Regions from separate parts of the Homo sapiens genome. Here all the other regions are linked to region 1. The links are chromatin contacts, found by Hi-C or POLR2A ChIA-PET in ENCODE. All regions are on one chromosome and are shown on one strand. Each heading gives the region's core, a stretch centred on a gene start or an enhancer-like site at or near the end of the contact. The rest is flanking DNA. Distances are from core to core; before and after follow the strand shown.

Region 1 (2,938 bases), core at 27-2,526:
TTCCTTATTGTCTGTCTCCCCCACTGAAAGGTAAGCTCTACCAGGGCTGAGATTTCTCTGCTCTGTTAACCTCTCACCCCCAGGGCTGTGGAGTGTGCCGCACGTGGCAGGAGCTGTCAATAAATAATATTAATGGAGTGGACGAATGTTCCTGATTTGCAGCGACTGTCTTTTAGTGGTGCAATACCATCAGTGCCCACCGCAGCTACCCTGAAAGAAGTTCTGATTCCGGACATCAATCCCATAGGGACAGTCCCCCTGATGATAGCTCGACTTCAGATTTTTCAACTTTACGACGGGTAGATTGGGTATTAGATGCATTTTTGACTTAGGAAGGGCTTATTTGCGGGGAGGGTAGCCCCACTGTAAGTCGAGGAGCACCCATGATCGCTCAGTATGCCAGAGAAAACCACCCGCAAATGAAACGATCGGCCCTGTTTCCCTAAGACTGCACTGGGAGCTCCAAGAACCCCTAAGGTAGCCATCTGGTGAGCAACGGTGCGCTCCGAAAGGGAGGTGGACAGGATTGGGAGACCGAGGCCGGCAGATGGCTCGAGCCCAGGAGTTCGAGACCAGCCTGAGCAACATAGACCCCCGTCTCTACAAAAAATTTAAAAATCAGCGAGCCTGGCGGCGCGTGCCTGTGCTCGCAGCTACTTCCGAGGCTGAAGCAGTAGGATGGATTGAGCCCAGGAGGTCGAGGCTTTTAGGGAGTCGAGATCGCGCCCCCGCACTCCAGCCCGGGGAACAGAGCGAGACTCCGCGTCGGGGGCAGTGGGCGGGAGGCAGCGCTCAGGTACGGCGCGCTCAGGTGAGGCCGGCCCACATGCCCGCCCACCGCCGCCAAGCGCGTCCTCCATTGGCGGTTCCACGGAGAACCCACGTTTCCATTGGCCGATGCGGGATGGGGGCGTGTCCGGCCAAGCGGCGCCCTGAAGGCGTGTCCGGCCGCAGCTTAGGCTCTCCGGGAGTCCCCGGAGAGTAGGGGCGGCCGGCGGCGCTAGTCTTCTGGGGAGCGCCGGGTGCACACCGGACCACTGCGGGAGGCCTAGGGCCGAGGGCCGAGGAGCTGGCCTGCGCCCGGCGACCCCGGCTTCCCTCCGCAGTCGCCCAGGCGTCCCTTCCCCCCTACAGCCGAGCGGCGCCGGGCGCAGGCGCATTGGGCGCCCCCGGCAGCCCCCGCGGCCCGCCCCGTCCGCTGCCCGTCCGAGGAGGCGGAGGGCGATGACGTCATCGAGCGGGGCGACGGGCATTGGGCGCCATTTTGAAAAGGGAAAAAAATCCCTCCCCGGCGGCGGCGGCGGCGGCGGCGGCGCCGGCGGTGGTGGCGGCCCCGGGGCTGAGCGCTCGGCTGCAGCGGCGCGGAGGCCGTCTCCCTGGTCTGCCGCGGTCCCCGCCCGTCCCGCCGCCGGCTGCCATGGCAGGTGAGGGGTCTGCGCGGGCCGGCGGGGACCACGGGGGCGGGCGGGGGCCGCGGCCGGCCTGACCGCCCCGTTGTGTTTGCAGGAGCCGGAGGCGGCGGCTGCCCCGCGGGCGGCAACGACTTCCAGTGGTGCTTCTCGCAGGTCAAGGGGGCCATCGACGAGGACGTGGCCGAAGGTGAGCCCCGCGCCGCGCCCCGCCCCGGGACCCTCGCGGACAGCTCCCAGCCCGGCCGCGCGCGGCCTCCGGGCCCCAAGCGTCCGTGGAAGGCAGGCAGGAGGATGGGGGCCGGGCGGGGCAGGGGCCAGGGGCCGAGCTGGGGGCCGTGATCGGGGGGCGGCCGTCCTCTGTCCGCTGTCCCGGCCCGCGGGGCACGGGCGGAGGCGTCGGGCCCGCGGCGGGACTTATGTAAGTCACCAAGGTCACGGGCGGCCGGGTCCTCCGAACCCAGCGCCTGGGGCTGCCTCCTGCCCGGGGCGGAACCGAAGCCCGGGGCTGCCTCCTGCCTGGGGCGGAACTGAGGAGACCGCGGCGGAGCCGGGGACGGGAACGGAGTCCATATCGTGCGCTCGGGCAGCGCGGCACAATGGCCCAGAGGCTGGGAACGCGCCTAGGGCTGGGTCGGGGCCTCGGCCCCCACCAGGCTCTGCGTTTCATCGGCGGTGCGCTCTTGAGCGAGCTGGTTGCCTCGGCTCCCTGATTCTTAAGGTCTGCTTTCTGCGGTTCTAAAATCCTTGAATTTTACTGTGAGGTACTGCTACTTTCTCTACTGATATATTTTAAGGTCTCTATTCCAGATTTTAGTCTTGAACTTCATGGTATTACTTGAAGTTCACTGGTCTTTTCCTTAAATCATACTCTCAAATTGGCCCAGGCACAAAGTTTTAGGGTGGTGGGAGGGAACTGGGAAGTGCCTCCCACCCCAGCTTCCCATGAAGCTTACCTGTCACCTTAAAGTTAAAAAGCTATGTAGCTTTCCTTTTTCACCGTTGAATGGAGAACTTGGTCGAGTCTTAGAAGTTTGATTAATATTTCAGATTCAGAGTCATAGTGACTTTTTTGTTGTTGTTCATACATCTTACTGAACATTGTAAACCTTTAACCTTTTCTTAAAAATGATTGGTGTTTGCACCAAATACACCTTCCCTGCCTCAAGTTACTAAAAGCCCCTTGTCAGACGTCCTGTTCACTTCCCTCCATCTCGGCCCCCCCAACCCCGTGAACTTTTACTCCCTCTTCCCTACCCTGTACCTCTCCCTGGCAGTGTCTGGTTTGGCACATGACCCCTGAGGACATCTGGAGATTCTGCGCCCCCTGGGACAAACAGGGCCTAGGTTATTAAGCAGGTGAAACTGGGCTCTAAGAAATGCGTAATATATATGGTTTGAGATTAAAACTAGGTGCATTTTATGTGATCTAAAAAGTTTATTGATTTTATTTCTTTAAAATGCATTACTTTTTTTGTTTGATTTTGCATATGCTAAGCAAGTGACAGTTCAGCCTTACTCAAGTGTGA
Region 2 (3,116 bases), core at 410-2,909, 1.8 Mb before region 1:
AGCTCCTGCCCTTTAAGAACACAGGCCAATGGAGGACAAGCACAGTTCTACAACATGAGACAGGCCACGGTAGAAGCAAGCAAAGGAGGCCTGGGAACACCTGGCTAGTAGGGAAGGCTCTGTGGGGGCTTGGCCTCAAAGCCCAGGGACAGCAGGGGGACCAGTCAGAAGGAGCCCCAAGTGTCTGGGTGGGAGCGATGGTGTTCCCTGAGATGGGAACCAAGAGGAGAGGCACTTTGGAGGGAAGGCCCAGTGTGGTTTGGGGATATCCAATAAAAGATGGCCCCTCCTCAAAGTTAGTGGATGCTAGGCTCTGGGATGCAGGGGAGGGTTCTGGGCTTGCTATTGAGGTTTCCCTGGAGGTTGATGTCACTGGGGGCATGGAGATTACTCAGGCCAGAAGGTGTGTGGGAAGCATGGGGTGTGGGGTACAGAGTACACCACATGGAGAGCCAACATCAGGGGGATTCCCAAGGGAGAAAGACAAGCCAGGGATCATCCAAGGAGGCAAGACGGGAGGAGTGCAGGGATCTGTGGACCCACCCAGCCCCTTCTGTTCTGAGGTTACAATGGGTGATGGCTCTGTGGGGCTGCAATGAGTGGCGGCACGCGCGGAGGGCCAGGGGAGGAGGGACATGCTGTGGGCTCCGGGTTCAGGTCCCAGGACTGAATTGGAAGCACCCTGTCTGTGTTGAAGTTCAAGATCTACCACTTCTGTTCCCAGACCTCCCAGTTCTTCCTCACCTTTATGCAATTTCATTTTTGATAATTTCAGCTTCCTAAATGTACACATCTGACTTCACTTTCACTCACATGTCTCACCCCCACCCCTCCACCGGCCCCTTCTATTACAGACCCAGGAGACACAGGAAGTGCAAGGAAGGTCTGGAGCCCCAAAAGCCAGGAGCCTCAGGAGTCAGGTGTCCTGACAGCCAGGAACCCTGACACCCAGGAGCCCTGGCACCCAGGAACCCCAACAGCCAGAAGCCTCTACCACCAGGAGCCCTGACAGCAAGGAACCCCGACACCCAGGAGCCCCTACTACAGCCAGGAAGCCAGGAACCCTAACACCAGGAGCCCTGACACCCAGTCACCCCGACAGCCAGGAAGCCAACAGCAAGAAGCCTCTACCACCAGGAGCCCTGACAGCAAGGAACCCCGACACCCAGGAGCCCCTGCTATAGCCAGGAACCCTAACACCCAGGAGCCCCTACAGTCAGGAACCCCGACACCCAGGGGTCCCGACAGCCAGGAACCCCGACACCCAGGGGTCCCGACAGCCAGGGGCCATTACGGCCAGGAGCCCCGACAGCCAGGGACCTCGACGGCCAGAATCCACTACATCCAGAAGCCCTTATAACCGGGAACCTCCATAGCCAGGAGCCCCTACAGCCAGGAGCCCCTTCAGCCAGGGAGCCCCGAAAGCCAGGAGCCCCGACAGCCAGGAACCATAACAGCCATGAACCCCGGGAGCCAGGAGGCCCGCAGCGGAGTGCCCAGACTTGGCAGGGTCAGAGCCCCCCAGCGGGATCCAGAGCCCGCCGCCGAGGCCCCTTTTGGGATTTCTCAGGCTCGGCAGCCTCAGCGCAGGCAGGGGCGGGGCTTTCCCTCGCGCAGCCGCTCAGCTCCCCGTGGCCCCGCCCACATCCGGCCGCCGGCACTGGATTGCTTCTGTCTGGCGGCGGCAGCATGGCGGCGGGGGCGGCTGAGGCAGCTGTAGCGGCCGTGGAGGAGGTCGGCTCAGCCGGGCAGTTTGAGGAGCTGCTGCGCCTCAAAGCCAAGTAAGCGGGGCGGCGAGCGGTAGGAGTGAGGAGCCGGAGCGGGAGCGGCCGCGAGACCGGGCCGGTGTGGGGCGGCGGGTGGCCCAGCCTGGCTTCTTGGTGCCCGGCTCCCTTCGGCCTCGGGGGACCGGGCCCGGCGCCACCCGTAGACTCCCCCGAGCCTCCGCGTGAGTGGCCCGAGCCGCAGGTTCCCCGCCCCGGAACAGCGAGCAGGGCGCGAGGCTCGCCTGGAAGCCCCGGCCCCAGCCCTGGCTCCGACCCCGACGGCTGTCCAAGCCCGGGGGACGCGACCTTCCCGGCCTCTGGCCTGGGCGGCCCCGCCGCGGGACGGAGGCGGTGGTGACTCAGCCGTGCCGCAGTGGCGGGGCGGGGGACGGGGCGGCGCCGAGACCCCGGCCCTCCGCGCCACGGAGCGGGACCCACGGCTGCGGGCTCCACCTTTCCTGTGCCCGCCGGGAGGGAGCGGCAGGCTCGGCGTCGGCCCATTGCTCTTCAGCCTCCCTTCAGGAACGCCCCTGTCGCAGGAAGAGCGGCGAGGGAAGGCCCCGTTGCATTAGCTAGGCCTGGCTGCCTTTTGAAGTCAGCCTTTAAAGTTTGTTGGACAGCAGGTAGCCTCAGTCTTCAGACTTAACCTGTTGCCGGAGACAGAGATTTCCTGTTCCATGAACTGGTGTAGTGAGAGTCTGTTCAGATTTGGCGCCGGTGTCCAGGTCTTCAATCCCTGGGAAGACTACAAAAGGAGATCCAGAGGAATGCATAGAAAGCGTTTTCTGGGTGGACTAGAAGCTCTGAACTGCAAGCATGCTTACGAGTAAATGCTTACTAGCGTGCGTGCCTGCAGGGAAAGGTCTGCACGTGGACTCTCCGTGATAATACCACCTCACATTGTAGACTACTCCAAGGACTGAGTTGTTCTCTTAGTTGTATTATTAGCGGTTGTTATGGGAACTCTTATGTCGGATTGCCTGGGATCCAGTCCCACCGCAGCCACTCAGTAGCCATGTAACCCCTGGGCACGTTTCATGCCCAAGCCTCAGTTTCCCGACGGTGACATAGATTAGCACCTGTTAGTACCTCAGGGTTGTTGTGAGGGTTAAATGAGATGACGTATGTAAAATACAAATAATACAATGCCTAGTATGCAGGAAGCACTCAGTAGATGTTGGCACTTAGTATTTCAGTAGGAAGTAGAATGGTTCATGGAATTCACAGGCAAAAAGCTTTGTTTTGTTTTGTTTTTGAGACAGGGTCTGGCTCTGTCACCCAGGCTGCAGTGTAGTGGAGCGATCACGGCTCCCTGCAGCCTCCGCCTCCCAGGCTCAAGTGATCGACCCA
Region 3 (3,120 bases), core at 410-2,909, 1.4 Mb after region 1:
GCGCTTTCTAGCTGGCCGCGTGGGCAGGCAGAGGACCAGGTGCAGGCGGGCGCCAGAGGACAGAAGGTGGAAGTCAAGCGGTGTCTTGGCCGTCCAAGGTCCCAGCACAGGCACTCAGAACCCCTGAGCCCAGGGAGCTCCCAAGGGTCTCACTCTCCTCTGCGGTCTTTGCTGGCCGAGGGCAAGGCCGGGTGAGGACGGAGAGAAGCAGCTCCTCCCCACCACACACCCAGAGCTGGGAGGGGCCAGGATTCAGCACCCTCTAGGGGTGGGCACGGCAGACGCGGTGGGGACCTGGCGCTGAGGTCCTGGCTCCCACTCCAGCGTGGCCTGGTGGCTTCTCCCCGGTTGGGGTACCCTGCACAGGGGTTGTGGTGCCTCCCAAGGGCCAGCCCCGCCCTGACAACCTCTCCTCCAGCCAGGATGGGGTCCATACTCCATCGAGAGGGTTCCTGGCTTCAACACCCTCCACCAGCCTCATGCCACCAGGGCCCTGGTCATCCTGGGGACCCTGCAGAGGGCCTCCTGGGCCTGTCTTCCGGCGGGTGAGCCGGCCCTGCCTGTGGGTGTCTGGGGTGTGGCCTCCAGGCACCAAGCACCCGCTGGCTCCTGATACCTGCCTTTCTGGCTGTGGTGTGTCTCTGGCCTGGCGCCTGTTTCTGAGTCCCTGGAGAGAGCAGGTTCCTCGCAGGTGGCAGGCAGCCCTGTTTGTGTGTGCATGAGCCTGTGGGGGCACCTGGAGCTGAGCGGTGGCCTGTGCTGTCACCACCCGGGGTGGCAGGGCAGGGTCTGGCACTGCCACAGCTCCTGACAGAAGCTGCCTAGGCCTGGGTTGGCTCGGGCTTCTCGGCCAGGCCCTTCCCCAGCACTTCCTGCCCAGCCCCAGCTGCAGGACCTGCTGAAATCTGTGCTGTGGGAGCCCTGTCTCTGAGGGGTCACTGCAGTGACTCCAGAAAACCTGAGTCTCCTGATTCCAGGAGCACCGCTTGCAGCCTGCCACGTGCATGACCCAGCATGACCCGGACTCCTGAGCCAGGACCGAGTCCCCCTGACAGCGGGGAAGCGGCGGACCCTGGGGGCTGGCACCCGCCGTGGCCCTCCCCAGCCCACTGTGGCACTGAGGGGCTGCTCCCCTGGGAATGGCCCCTTCCTAGAGGCAGCCCTGGCCTGGCTTCGAGAGGGGCTCTGGGAACAGGCGGCCCCGGGTAGCTGACCACACCTGACCAGGCCAGTCTTTGGGAAGCCGCCCTCTCAGCCTATGCACTGCAGGGACACTGGGTGGAGAGGGCTGTGCCTCAGTGCCCCTGCAGGGCGGTGCAGCAGCTGGCCGTGCAGGGGGAGGGGGCCTTGCCTTCTGGCTCAGGGAGGAAGCGGCTGCTTTCAGCTGCCTTCGCCTTGCCTCCTGAGGCGGCTTTGGAACCCTCCTGAGGTTTGTGGCCCTGAAGTTCCTTCCTGAGACCCCGCAGGGGACTAAGCCCTCGGCCCAGGGGCACCGGGGAGGGCAGAACCTCAAGACAGGGGCCCGGGACACAGGACAGAGTGTGTGGGGCAGGTGTGCAGGCTGTGCCCAAGGGGCCTCGGGGTTGAAGGGGCTCTTGGAGATGATGTCGACATCGCGGTTCCTGAGCGGGTGCCCAGATCTGGATGAGCTGTTTTCTGGAGAAAGCAGGAAAGTGACGTCATTTTGTGGCTTCAGATTGACCGCAGCCTGGCAGAGAGGGAGTGGTGGCAGGAAGTGAAGCTGCTGGCTTCCCAGTCACGGCCTCCATGATCCACGTGTGGCAGCAAGAATCACAGCTGCATCATGACACCCAGAGGGAAAGCAGCTCAAGCTGCAGTTTAAGGCGACTCCACGGAGGGCCCTGGCTTAGTTGTTGCACAGCATGGGGTCAGATGGATGCCCTGGAAGAGTCAGCAGAGACCCCCTGGCCTTTGGAGTTTGTCTCTGAGCGAGAGACACTGTTGGGATGACCGGCGAGTGGCGTTGGGTCCACATGGGGGCCCTGGTCCGGCTGAGTCTACTGAGCACAGGCCTGCCCCTTGCCACCCAGCTCTGCCCATATGTGGCCGTCATTCCTGGGCTTCACCTGGGAAACGTCCTTTGAGGCAGCTCAGCTTTTCCACAGTGGGTCACGTTGTTTGCTGCTGGAGACTGGCTGAGTCTGTGCTTCCAGTATAGGAAGGTTTAGGAGGCGGTCAGCAGGCCTCTCCTGTGGCCACTGTGCCCGAGGCAGGTGCCTGGGGTGAGAGGGATTCTTCCGGATGTGGCCGTGCACTGCCCAGCAGGCCTGGAGTGAACGTCTGTGTGGAGTCCGGGCTCCCATCCAGCATCCCTTAAGGGTCCTGATGGCTGGAGCTGGGGGAGGCAGGTATGGCAAGGGGCTTCCTGCACGCAGGAAAACTGGAGACCCCTGGTGAAAGAGCCAGGTGTGCACCTGCAGAGCCAGGCATGGGTCCACAGAGCCTGTCAAGCCTGGTTTACACCACAGAGCTGGGTATGCGCTGAGAACCAGGTGTGCACGGAGAGCCAGGTGTACACTGCAGAGCCGCGTGTGCACTGAGAGCAGGTGTGCGCTGAGAACCAGGTGTGCAGAGAGAGCCAGGTGTGCACGGAGAATCAGGTCTGCAGAGAGAGCCAGGTGTGCACTGAGAACCAGGTGTGCACGGAGAATCAGGTCTGCAGAGAGAGCCAGGTGTGCACTGAGAACCAAGTGTGCAGAGTCAGGTGTGCGCTGCAGAGCCGGGTGTGCACTGAGAACCAGGTGTGCAGAGAGAGTCAGGTGTGCGCTGCAGAGCCGGGTGTGCACTGAGAACCAGGTGTGCAGAGAGAGTCAGGTGTGCGCTGCAGAGCCGGGTGTGCACTGAGTCAGGTGTGCAGAGAGTCAGGTGTACACTGCAGAGCCGCGTGTGCACTGAGAGCAGGTGTGCATGGAGAGCCAGGTGTCTGTTGAGAACCAGGTGTGTGCAGAGAGCCAGGTGTGCACTGCATATCTAAGTGCTCATGTGGAGTCTTGGGCTGGGCAGGTGCTGCCCAGGACCCTGGCTCTCTGGCTGTCTTCTGTGCATTTGGGGATGGGAGAAGGGGCTCGGCTCTGGCTGGAGGGCAGCCAGGCAGACTTG
Region 4 (2,853 bases), core at 354-2,853, 1.5 Mb after region 1:
GTTTTATTGTGGTTTTGTGCTCCTAGGACCATGAGGGAATGCAGCTTCCTTAAAGTACAAAAATCTTTATCATTGACATTTAGGGTTTCATCAATTCTGTATCCCAGGGAGAAAGGCAGCAAGACCCAGGCTGCCCCCTCTGGGTGTGAGGGACCGGCTTGGTGAGGAGGGGGCTTGGGGGCATTGACCTAGCAGGAGGCCCTGACTGCCCCCACTCAGCCCAGAAACCACCTGGGAGGCTTCTGTCTTCCACGGAGGGGCCACTCTCTCATGCCCAAAAATATTTACAGCTAGGCGTTAGGGTATTAGGTGGTTTAAGAACATCAGAACCATGGCAATATTTTTGTACTTAGAATTTGAGCATGTTTGGTATTTTCAGTAGCTTGTTTAAAAAATTCCAGTAGAGGCTGGGTGCCATGGCTCATGCCTGTAATTCCAGCACTTTGGGAGGCTGAGGTGGGCAGATCACCTGAGGTCAGAGTTCGAGACTAGCCTGGCCAACATGGTGAAACCCCATCTCTACTAAAAATACAAAAAAAGTAGCCGGGCGTGGTGGTGCGCACCTGTAGTCCCAGCTACTCAGGAGGCTAAGGCAGGAGAACTGCTTGAACCCCGGGAGGCGGAGGTTGCAGTGAGCCAAGATCACGCCACTGCACTCCAGCCTGGCGACAGAGCGAGACTCCGTCTCAAAAATAAAAATTCCGGTAGAGTAATACTCTTGTAACGCAGTGTGCAATTGAGCAGTTGCTGACTGCTGATTTAGAGTTGAAATCCGACTATATTTATGTCTAGTCTTGGACAGTGGAGAATATTTCAGCCTCATTAATTAATCGGTTTAATTTAGCAGAACTGCAGTCAGTATTTGGAAACAGTTTGTTATATTAAACCCTGAAGTACTTGAGGCTGCGCGCGGTGGCTCATGCCTGTAATCCCAGCATTTTGGGAGGCCGAGACAGGTAGATCACTTGAGGTCAGGAGTTGGAGACCAGCCTGGCCAACATGGTGGAACTCCATCTCTACTAAAAATACAAAATCAGCCGGCGTGGTGGCAGGCGCCAGTAATCCCAGCTACTCCGGAGGCTGAGGTGGGAGAATCCCTTGAACTCAGGAGTTGGAGGTTGCAATGAGCGAGATCGTGCCACTGCACTCTTGGGCAACAGAGCGGAGACTCCGTCTCAAACAAAACAAAACAAACAAAAACCCTGAAGTACTTAAAAAGAAAATGAAGAGATTACATTTATAAGGTAAATTTAAAGTATTTGAGAGATTTTAACCAAATTGTAAAAAGAGATTGCTAAATTTTTACACTTATACTCAGGATATGCTTAAGGGAGAACGATGATTTTTAATATTTAATGAATGTTAATAAATCTGCGAATTACTTAAACCCACAAAACCCAGGAACCTCCCCGTCCCCCCGGGTCTCCTCGCAGTCCCGCCCCGACGCTCGACCCACCATTCGTCCCTCCCTCTGGGCCCGGGCCCCGCCCACTCCGGGCTTCGCCGGAGGCGGAGGCAACGTCGTGCGCACGCGCAGGCCGTGGTGCGGCCCCTTGGAGCGCCGGAAGCCCGCAGTGCCGGAGGCCCGCAGCGCCGGAACCTCAGAGGCGGGTCGCAGCGGCGCAGAGGAGGTCAGCTGCGGGAGCGTTTCCGGGGACGGTGCCGCCATGAGATTGACCCCGCGCGCGCTGTGCAGCGCCGCCCAGGCCGCCTGGCGGGAGAACTTCCCCCTGTGCGGTCGCGACGTGGCGCGCTGGTTCCCGGGCCACATGGCCAAGGGTGAGGCACGGCGGGGAGGGGCAAGGTCATGCCTACGGCCGCGGCGCCTCTGCTTCCCTCCCACCCCGGTTTCGGCCGTCGCCTGCTTCTCCCGGTCGTTCTGGGCTGGCCCCGCCCCTCCTCCCTTGTCTCCCCTCCTTCCCCGCTCTCACCCGCTCCCGGAGCCGCCGGGACCCCTTCCCCTGCGCAGCTGCGGGAGAGGCCCGTTCCCGCGAGTGCCCCCGCGGCGCAGCCTCGGACCCAGGGCCTGCTTGACCTCCTACCTCTGGCCCGCCGCCCCTGTCCTCTGTTCCCAGCAAGTTCCTTCTGCCCTTTTAATCCCCCGAAGCCTCCGTTTCCACATGTTCTTGACAAGATAGACTTTTCTGAGTCTTTTGGGGACTAAATGAAACAGTGGGTATGAAGGCACCTGTTCAGTTTTAACTGGTATCTTGAGTCGTTCTCCTGCTTAACGTCTTTGGTAATTCTTACTGTTTGTCACAATTCGGCCCCAAGAAGACCTCTGGGGCCAGCCCAGCCCGTCTAGGTGTTGTGATGGCCACTCCTGCGTCGGCTCCGCGTGTACTGGGGGCCGAGGGGGAAGAAGGGCCCGTGTGGGTGACTGAGGCTGTGTCCTCGGTCTTCGGATAACACTGGAGGGGAAGAAAGCTGGAAGCTTTGTTATCTTGGTTGTGTGTGGTATTCCTGGTTAGGGGACTATCGTCATCATCCCCGCGAGGTAGCAGGGGCCTAATGAGCCAGTGTTACTCTGTGTTATAGCCCAGATTAAGACCCGTGGAAGGGCCCGGCCCGGTGGCTCACGCTTGTAATCCCAGTACTTTGGGAGGCCGAGGTGGGCAGATCACGAGGTCAGGACATCGAGACTATCCTGGCCAGCATGGTGAAACCGTGTCTCTACTAAAAATACAAAAAATTAGCCCGGCATGGTGGCGCGTCCCTGTAGTCCCAGCTACTCGGGAGGCTGAGGCAGGAGAATTGCTTGAACCTGGCAGGCGGAGGTTGCAGTGAGCCGAGATCGTGCCACTGCACTCCAGCCTGGGTGACAGAGCAAGACTCCGTCTCAGAAAACAAAAA
Region 5 (2,960 bases), core at 461-2,960, 1.5 Mb after region 1:
ACCTGCGCCTGCTGGGTGGACAGCAAGGTGGGAAGGAGACAAAGGACAATGGCGTTCCAGGGGTGAGAAGGTGAACCTGAAAAGACAAAGGTAGCCTGTGTGTTGGATGCTTGCCTCCGTTAGTGGCAGAGCAGGGATCATAGTCCCTGTGCTATGGGTTTCTTTTTTTTGGAGACCGAGTCTCACTCTATTGCCCAGGCTGGAGTGCAGTGGCGCAATCTTGGCTCACTGCGACCTCTGCCTACAGGGTTCAGGTGATTCTCCTGCCTCAGCCTCCCGAGTAGCTGGGACTACGGTCACACACCACCACACCTGGCTAATTTTTGTATTTTTAGTAGACATGGGGTTTCACCATGTTGGCCAAGGTGGTCTTGATGACCTCAGGTGATCCACCTGCCTCAGCCTCCCAAAGTGCTGGGATTATAGGCATTAGCCACTGTGCCCCGCCGTATCCTGTGGGTTTCTAGGGGTAACTGGAAGATCACAGGTGAAGTGTCTGGCAGCAGTGCCCGCCATGCAAGATCCAGGAAAGGGCTGCTGTCAGGGTGGAGAAGCCGAAGGCCAAGGAGAGCATGGAGATGAAACCAACACAACTCAGTGGTCCACTGCTACACAGGGTGAGGGAGGAAGAGGAAGCAAGAGTTCTTCCCCAGCCCAAGGCATGGCCCAAGATTCCTCAGATACTAGAGCCGGTGATGGCCGCTCATGAGTGGGGCCCCGGGTGAGCCACGAGGGAGGAAGAGGGCAGCCCCCTGTGGCTGGGGAGGAGGTGTCAGCTTTTCCCTTAGGACCCTCTGAGGGGTGGCCCTGGTCAGGAGGCACCCAGGACAAAATGCACCTGCATCTCCTGTTCTCGGGCTGGCCGGCTGCACAGGAGCTACGCCTGCTCTTAGAGCCGAGGGAACACCCCGGATTTTTACAACCCCCACCCTGCGCCCAGTTGGCCAGAGGTCTTGGCACTGGGGCAGTACCAGCCAGCCGCCGGGCCTCCCGCAGGACGTGGCCTGGTGAGAGTGGCCTCCTGCAGAGCCAGGCAGGGGGTGGGGGTGCGGGCCAGGGTCAGGTGGGTGGTGTCGGTGCGGGGTGGCGGGTGGTGGGGGGGTGTTAAGCCTGGGTCAGGCTGTGGGTGCGGGTCAGGTGGGGGGTGCAGCACTAGGCGAGGGGGGTGTTGCAGGCCTGAGCCAGGCAGGGGCTGCGGGTCGGGGTCAGGTGGTAGGTGCGGGGTCAGGCAGGAGAGTGCGGAGTCAGGCCCTGGGGATGCGGGATCGGACGGAAGAGGGGTGCGGGGTCAGGCCGGGGGGTGCGGGGTCAGGTGGGGGGGTGCGGGGTCAGGCGGAGTGGGGTGCGGGTAGGGGTCAGGCCGGAGGGTGCGGGGTCAGGTGGGGGGGTGCGGGGTCAGGCGGGGGGGTGCGGGGTCAGGCGGAGTGGGGTGCGGGTAGGGGTCAGGTGAGGGTGCGGGGTCAGGCGGAAGAGGGGTGTGGGTTGGGGTCAGGTGGGGGATGCGGGGTCAGGTGGGAGGGGGGTGCGGTCTGGGATCTGGTCTGGGCGTGCAGGTCGGAGTCAGGAGGAGATTCGGGCCGCCAGCTCTCACCGCGCACTCACCCGAGGCGAAGGGACGCCAGGCGGGACAGCGAACCGGGGGCCTCAGCGGGCCGCGGACGCAGGACAGCAGGACACGCAGGGCGGCCATGGCTCTCTGGACTCCTCGCCCGGCCCCGCGGAGCCGCCCCCTCGCCTATAGCCTTTCAGGGCTCGCTCCGCCCACAGGCCAGCGCCGCGAGACCAGGCGGCCCTCGCGAGATCAGCCCGGGCAGAGTGAGCGGGTCGCTCTCCGCCAGGCCCCGCCCCCAGGCCCGAGCTGCCGCTCGCGGATCTAAGGCCGAGGGGCGTCCCCGGGACCCCGCCCTGGGCTGGGACCAGCGCCCTCCAGGCCCCGCCGCAGTCGCCCGCGCCCCCGCCCCCGCCCCAGCCCTCGGGGTCCCAGCTGGCCCCGGGGAGACCGCGCGGAGGCGGAGGCAACGGCGGCGCCTGCCGGGCTCTGCGCCGCCTCCCCCCGCCCGCCTGCCCGCCTGCCCGCCTGCCCGCCTGCCCGCCTGCCCGCCTGCCCGCCTGCCCGCCGGCGTCTGTAGCAGCGGACACAGCGCGCCCAGGCGCAGGGCCAGGCACGGTGGCAGCGGCGTGGGCACTGAACGCCACATTAGGAGGAGTTTTATTTTCATGCACACAAGACTTCAACAGATTTAAATAATAAAAATTTCATTCATTTAAGTTATTTTATTTATACCTTTTAAATATCTAGACAAGTATTGTGGAGCATCCATTTGTGTACTTGCCCGGATTCTGCAAACGCCAGGGTGGAGATAAAACCACCCTGGATAAAATGGAATGGAAAGCGAAACTGCTATTGTGACCGGTGGAGGGTGTCCAGGTTCTTGACGTCTTGAACAAAGAACTGGACAAAACGCACAAACAAAGCACGGAAAGAAGGAAGCAACAAAAGCGAGATTTATGGAAAACAAAAGTGTGGCCGGGCGCGGTGGCTCAGGCCTGTAATCCCAGCACTTTGGGAGGCCAAGGCGGGCAGATCACCTGACGTCAGGAGTTTGAGACCAGCCTGGGCAACATGGTGAAACCCCCCTCTCTACTAAAAACACAAAAATTAGCCGGGCGTGGTGGTGCACGCCTGTGGTCTTAGCTACTCGGGAGGCTGACGCAGGAGAATTGCTTGAATCCGGGAGGCGGAGGTTGCAGTGAGCCGAGATCGCACCACTGCCCTCCAGCCTGGGCGATAGAGCCAGACTTCGTCTCAAAAAAGAAACAAGAAAAGACAACGAAAATAACTCCACACTGTGGGAGCGGCTGAGCATAGCGGCTCAAGAGCCCCGTTACAGATTTTTTGGGGGGGTTAAATACCCTCTAGAGGTTTCCATTGGTTACTTGGTGTACGCCCTGTGTAAATG
Region 6 (3,041 bases), core at 149-2,648, 1.4 Mb after region 1:
CAGCTTAGACTCACCAAGTGGGAGGGCAGAGCTCGGCGGACTCGGGGGCCTGGCAGACGCCACGGCAACACGACCTCATACTGCTCCATGAGGGCCCAGGGCCGGCTGGGGGCAATCGCTGCAGGAGGGAGGGTCAGCAGGCATGAGGGGCCGGGGGGCAGGTTTCCTTCCCAGAGGCCTCCTGGGCCCTCAGATTCTGTCTCTTGCTGGGCTTGACCCTCCCCTGGGGAACTCACCAGATAGCTCTGGGACAAAGACTCAAGTGAGGGTTCTGTGCCTAAAAGACCCCAGGAGCGCCCCCAGGCATGGCCGGTGGGCCTGTGTCCTGCAGCACCCACACACAGTGCTCAGAGACGCTGTGGGTGCCAGCGGGTGCCAGTGACTCCACAGGTCTCCAGGCTGTCTCAGATCTCTGGAGGGGCCCGAGGGCAAGGATGAACCTTCCCCCCAGGGAGGAGGACTCGGGCCGCCGACCTGCCCGTTTCCATTCTCCTCCTCCATTCTTCTGATCATCTGATCGCATCTAACTGGGGAGCAGGAAGTGCCTCCCGGAGGCTGTTCACCTCCCAAGAACTGGAAACTCCCTGGTATCCGAGAGCAGAGGGCAGGGTCCCAGCATGCAATGGGCAGGGTTTCGGAGACCACCAACCCCAGGACCCTTTGCTCCCATTAAAACACAATAGTGGACGTGTCTCCATGACCACATCTCCAACCTGGAGAGGCAGCAGGGGAGCAGCCAGCCCCTATCTGCCCAGGAAACTGGCGGGAAGCAACCCGGCCTCCAGCCTGAAGCTCCTCAGCACACCCCAGCCCAAGTCACTCCAGGAGCAGGGGTGGGATCCAGGGTCAGCAGCCCCATGTCCTCCCCCAGGCAGGAGACGGGTCCCCTCAGCCCACACCCCTGCACTCCAGGCCTCAGCTTGTCTGCCCTCCCTTCCCTCCTCGGCTAAATAGTGGGGGTGGGTAGCCCCACAGGTGAATCCCAGGAACCCAGGGCGCCTCGCGCAGCAGGTGAAGCGTCCTGCTTGGCCCGGCCCCGACCCCACTAACAAGCTCAGAGGCGGGACTTCCCTCTCACAGTTCACCTTTGAAGGTTCCCTCCGACCTCCCCGGCCTCCCCGGCCCGGGGCTCTCCACCCAGAGACCACTGTGCACCTGATGGCCCGCTCCCAGGGACCAGCCCGAAGCCGGGCCAGGGTGCGGGGTGCGAGCAGGCCAGGGGCTCGGGGTCCGCGTCGCGTCCTGCGGGGAGAGCCACCCTGCCCCGCGCTGCGCCCGGGACGGTTCCCTGGAACCACTCACCAGGCAGCATCATCGCGCCCAGCAGCCAGAGCCCGAGGCCGCGCATGGCCGGGTCGGGGAGCAGAGGCGGAGGTGACAGCCCCGCGGGACACGGTCTGGTTCCTGCGCTCCTGGCCCGAGGCTCTTTTCCGCGCGCCCCGCCCCGGCGCCCCGCAGCCAATGGGCCCCTCGGCCGGTGGGAGGGGCGGGGCGCGCGGCACCTGGGGGCGGGGTCCGTTTCCCCTCTCCCCACAATCCAGCATCCTCCCTTGCACAGGTGAGGAAACTCAGGCACAGCCTGTCCCAAGTCCGGCCAGAGCCCCGAGAGGGGGCCTCTCGAAGGACCCGGCGGCTGGAAGGAGGTGGCGCCAGGCAGGTCCTGGAGGGGAAGGGACTTGTGAGGGCCGCCTGGCGGTTTCAGGAGAGGGGGTCTCTGATTTCCTGGGGAACAGAAAGCCTCAGGCAGGGGCAAGTCATGGCTTTGTGGGCATAGGTTCAGCCCTGTGGGAAGCTCTGCCACCCTCCCCCCCAAGCCTGCGCCCCCTCCACCAGGCTGAGGCCTCACCGGAGTGGGATAGGCATGGGCCCGCAGGCGTCCAAGTGGGGAGGGGGAGCCCTAGGTGGGGGTCCCAGCCCAGGTGATGGCAGGTGCAGGGGCCGTCCCTAGCCTAAGATCCCCAGACAGCAGCTGACGCTGGCCGACGTGGACCAAAGCCTGCAGCAGCCCACCGTGGCCTGGCTCCGGCGTCTCCAGGCCTGCGGCCAAGCGTGCTTGCCCTTGGTGACCACATTCCCCGTGGTGGGCTCAGCCTCGAGGGTGCAGGTTTGGGCTGACACCACAGCTCCCCAGACGGTCCACCCAGGACCCCTCCCTGGGGCTTTCACAGCCAGGCCGCCCTCCTGGAGTGGGAACAGTGGTGGTGGCAGGAAAGGCAGCTCAGATGACCACACAGGGCGCTGCTGACAGATCACATGGGGGGGGGGGGCCTCAGGGCCTCCCTGGGGAGAGGCAGGGCAGGGCCAGCAAGGGGCTGGAGGGAGTCCTGCCTGGAGAGAGGGCACCAGGGCAGGGCGAGTCAGGGAACTGCACGGGCCTAGGGGCAGAGGACAGAGGTCAAGGGGCAGTGGCAAGAAGAGGCCGGGGCCTCGGACGTTATCCTGGGAGGACAGGGAACCCGGAGGATCTAAGCTGGCGTGAGTGATGCTGTCACATTTTGTCTCAAAGCCATTCTTACCCTAATGTGAATGGCATGAAAAGCAAGAAAGCAAGGGCTGGCACTGGGCCGCAGGTGACTTCTGCTGCCTGGGGGTGTGTCCGCTTGCCTGTGTGGCACAGGACGAGGTCCCCCAGGCTGCCGAGAGGCTCCCAGGTAGGGCTGGGGATACTGGCCTGTGCCTGAGCTCATGCAGGTGACCCTGTTATTATAGAACAATGGCCAGCTGGCAATCACACTTCCCTTCCTTGACCTCATGGTGCAAGTTACTCAACAGCAAAGTGCAAAGGCGGCACGCTGGCCACATCAGAGGCACAGCAAGGCCCCTGCCGACGCTGAGCTACCAGGGATTTATTCCTAAAAAGACAGGACCAGCTTGGGCCAGAACAGGCTCCTCCCGCGCTGAGGAAGTTCCACCCAATCCCACAGAACACAGCTCTCCTCTTCAGCAGGTGCCGGGGGGTCTGGGAGCCTGAACCCCACAGCCCTGGAGGCTTCCCTCCCCTCCTCCTATCACCACCTGCAAACCCCACTTCTCAAGGCCCA

The links. A loop is a pair of places that touch in the nucleus more often than their neighbours do. ChIA-PET counts read pairs that join two places held with the same protein, here RNA polymerase II (POLR2A). Pooled maps may share reads with other maps.
Region 2: a loop to region 1 is called in a pooled map, with 8 times the contacts of the local background. The contact joins the promoter of GLRX3 here to the promoter of PPP2R2D in region 1. A Hi-C loop is called at or near these places in 2 of 37 single-sample maps with no recorded cell type and 8 of 50 pooled maps. POLR2A ChIA-PET finds 5 or more read pairs at or near these places in 2 of 52 experiments (GM12878 and activated CD4-positive, alpha-beta T cell).
Region 3: a loop to region 1 is called in a map of naive thymus-derived CD4-positive, alpha-beta T cell, with 10 times the contacts of the local background. The contact joins the enhancer-like site here to the promoter of PPP2R2D in region 1. A Hi-C loop is called at or near these places in 2 of 168 maps with a recorded cell type or tissue (CD4-positive, alpha-beta memory T cell and naive thymus-derived CD4-positive, alpha-beta T cell), 1 of 37 single-sample maps with no recorded cell type and 13 of 50 pooled maps.
Region 4: a map of CD8-positive, alpha-beta T cell shows a loop between it and region 1 (5-fold over the local background). The contact joins the promoter of MTG1 here to the promoter of PPP2R2D in region 1. A Hi-C loop is called at or near these places in 1 of 168 maps with a recorded cell type or tissue (CD8-positive, alpha-beta T cell), 4 of 37 single-sample maps with no recorded cell type and 9 of 50 pooled maps.
Region 5: a loop to region 1 is called in a map of ascending aorta, with 8 times the contacts of the local background. The contact joins the promoter of ECHS1 here to the promoter of PPP2R2D in region 1. A Hi-C loop is called at or near these places in 1 of 168 maps with a recorded cell type or tissue (ascending aorta), 2 of 37 single-sample maps with no recorded cell type and 13 of 50 pooled maps.
Region 6: a loop to region 1 is called in a pooled map, with 9 times the contacts of the local background. The contact joins the promoter of ADAM8 here to the promoter of PPP2R2D in region 1. A Hi-C loop is called at or near these places in 1 of 168 maps with a recorded cell type or tissue (naive thymus-derived CD4-positive, alpha-beta T cell), 3 of 37 single-sample maps with no recorded cell type and 14 of 50 pooled maps.

The regions. Positions count from the first base shown.
Region 1 is chr10:131,899,732-131,902,669 of GRCh38, forward strand. It overlaps PPP2R2D (protein phosphatase 2 regulatory subunit Bdelta), which reads left to right and starts at 1,277. Exons shown (of 9, transcript NM_018461.5): 1 at 1,277-1,424; 2 at 1,507-1,599. The coding sequence starts at 1,418. RefSeq lists an enhancer at 537-636 and silencers at 877-1,386, 1,457-1,856, 2,037-2,086.
Region 2 is chr10:130,134,732-130,137,847 of GRCh38, forward strand. GLRX3 (glutaredoxin 3) reads left to right here and starts at 1,660. Exons shown (of 11, transcript NM_006541.5): 1 at 1,660-1,781. The coding sequence starts at 1,690. It overlaps LOC105378561 (a long non-coding RNA gene), which reads right to left and starts at 1,640. Exons shown (of 6, transcript XR_001747659.2): 1 at 1-1,640. RefSeq lists a silencer at 1,642-2,241 and enhancers at 2,442-2,491, 2,770-3,116.
Region 3 is chr10:133,257,697-133,260,816 of GRCh38, forward strand. No RefSeq gene overlaps it. Among named protein-coding and RNA genes, the nearest start is that of MIR202HG, 11 kb to the left of the region's middle. RefSeq lists enhancers at 342-641, 1,640-1,689. Within about 2 kb of position 1,660, at least 33 of the 41 ENCODE cell types and tissues checked have a DNase peak (open chromatin) inside an H3K27ac peak, as active enhancers do.
Region 4 is chr10:133,392,554-133,395,406 of GRCh38, forward strand. MTG1 (mitochondrial ribosome associated GTPase 1) reads left to right here and starts at 1,604. Exons shown (of 11, transcript NM_138384.4): 1 at 1,604-1,779. The coding sequence starts at 1,668. RefSeq lists silencers at 1,396-1,745, 1,806-2,005 and an enhancer at 2,330-2,853.
Region 5 is chr10:133,371,644-133,374,603 of GRCh38, forward strand. ECHS1 (enoyl-CoA hydratase, short chain 1) reads right to left here and starts at 1,711. Exons shown (of 8, transcript NM_004092.4): 1 at 1,603-1,711. The coding sequence starts at 1,690. MIR3944 (microRNA 3944) reads right to left here and starts at 20; the gene lies at 1-20. RefSeq lists a silencer at 1,474-1,983 and an enhancer at 2,365-2,454.
Region 6 is chr10:133,275,470-133,278,510 of GRCh38, forward strand. It overlaps ADAM8 (ADAM metallopeptidase domain 8), which reads right to left and starts at 1,399. Exons shown (of 23, transcript NM_001109.5): 1 at 1,303-1,399; 2 at 15-118. The coding sequence starts at 1,348. RefSeq lists enhancers at 842-1,489, 2,804-2,853 and a silencer at 1,089-1,648.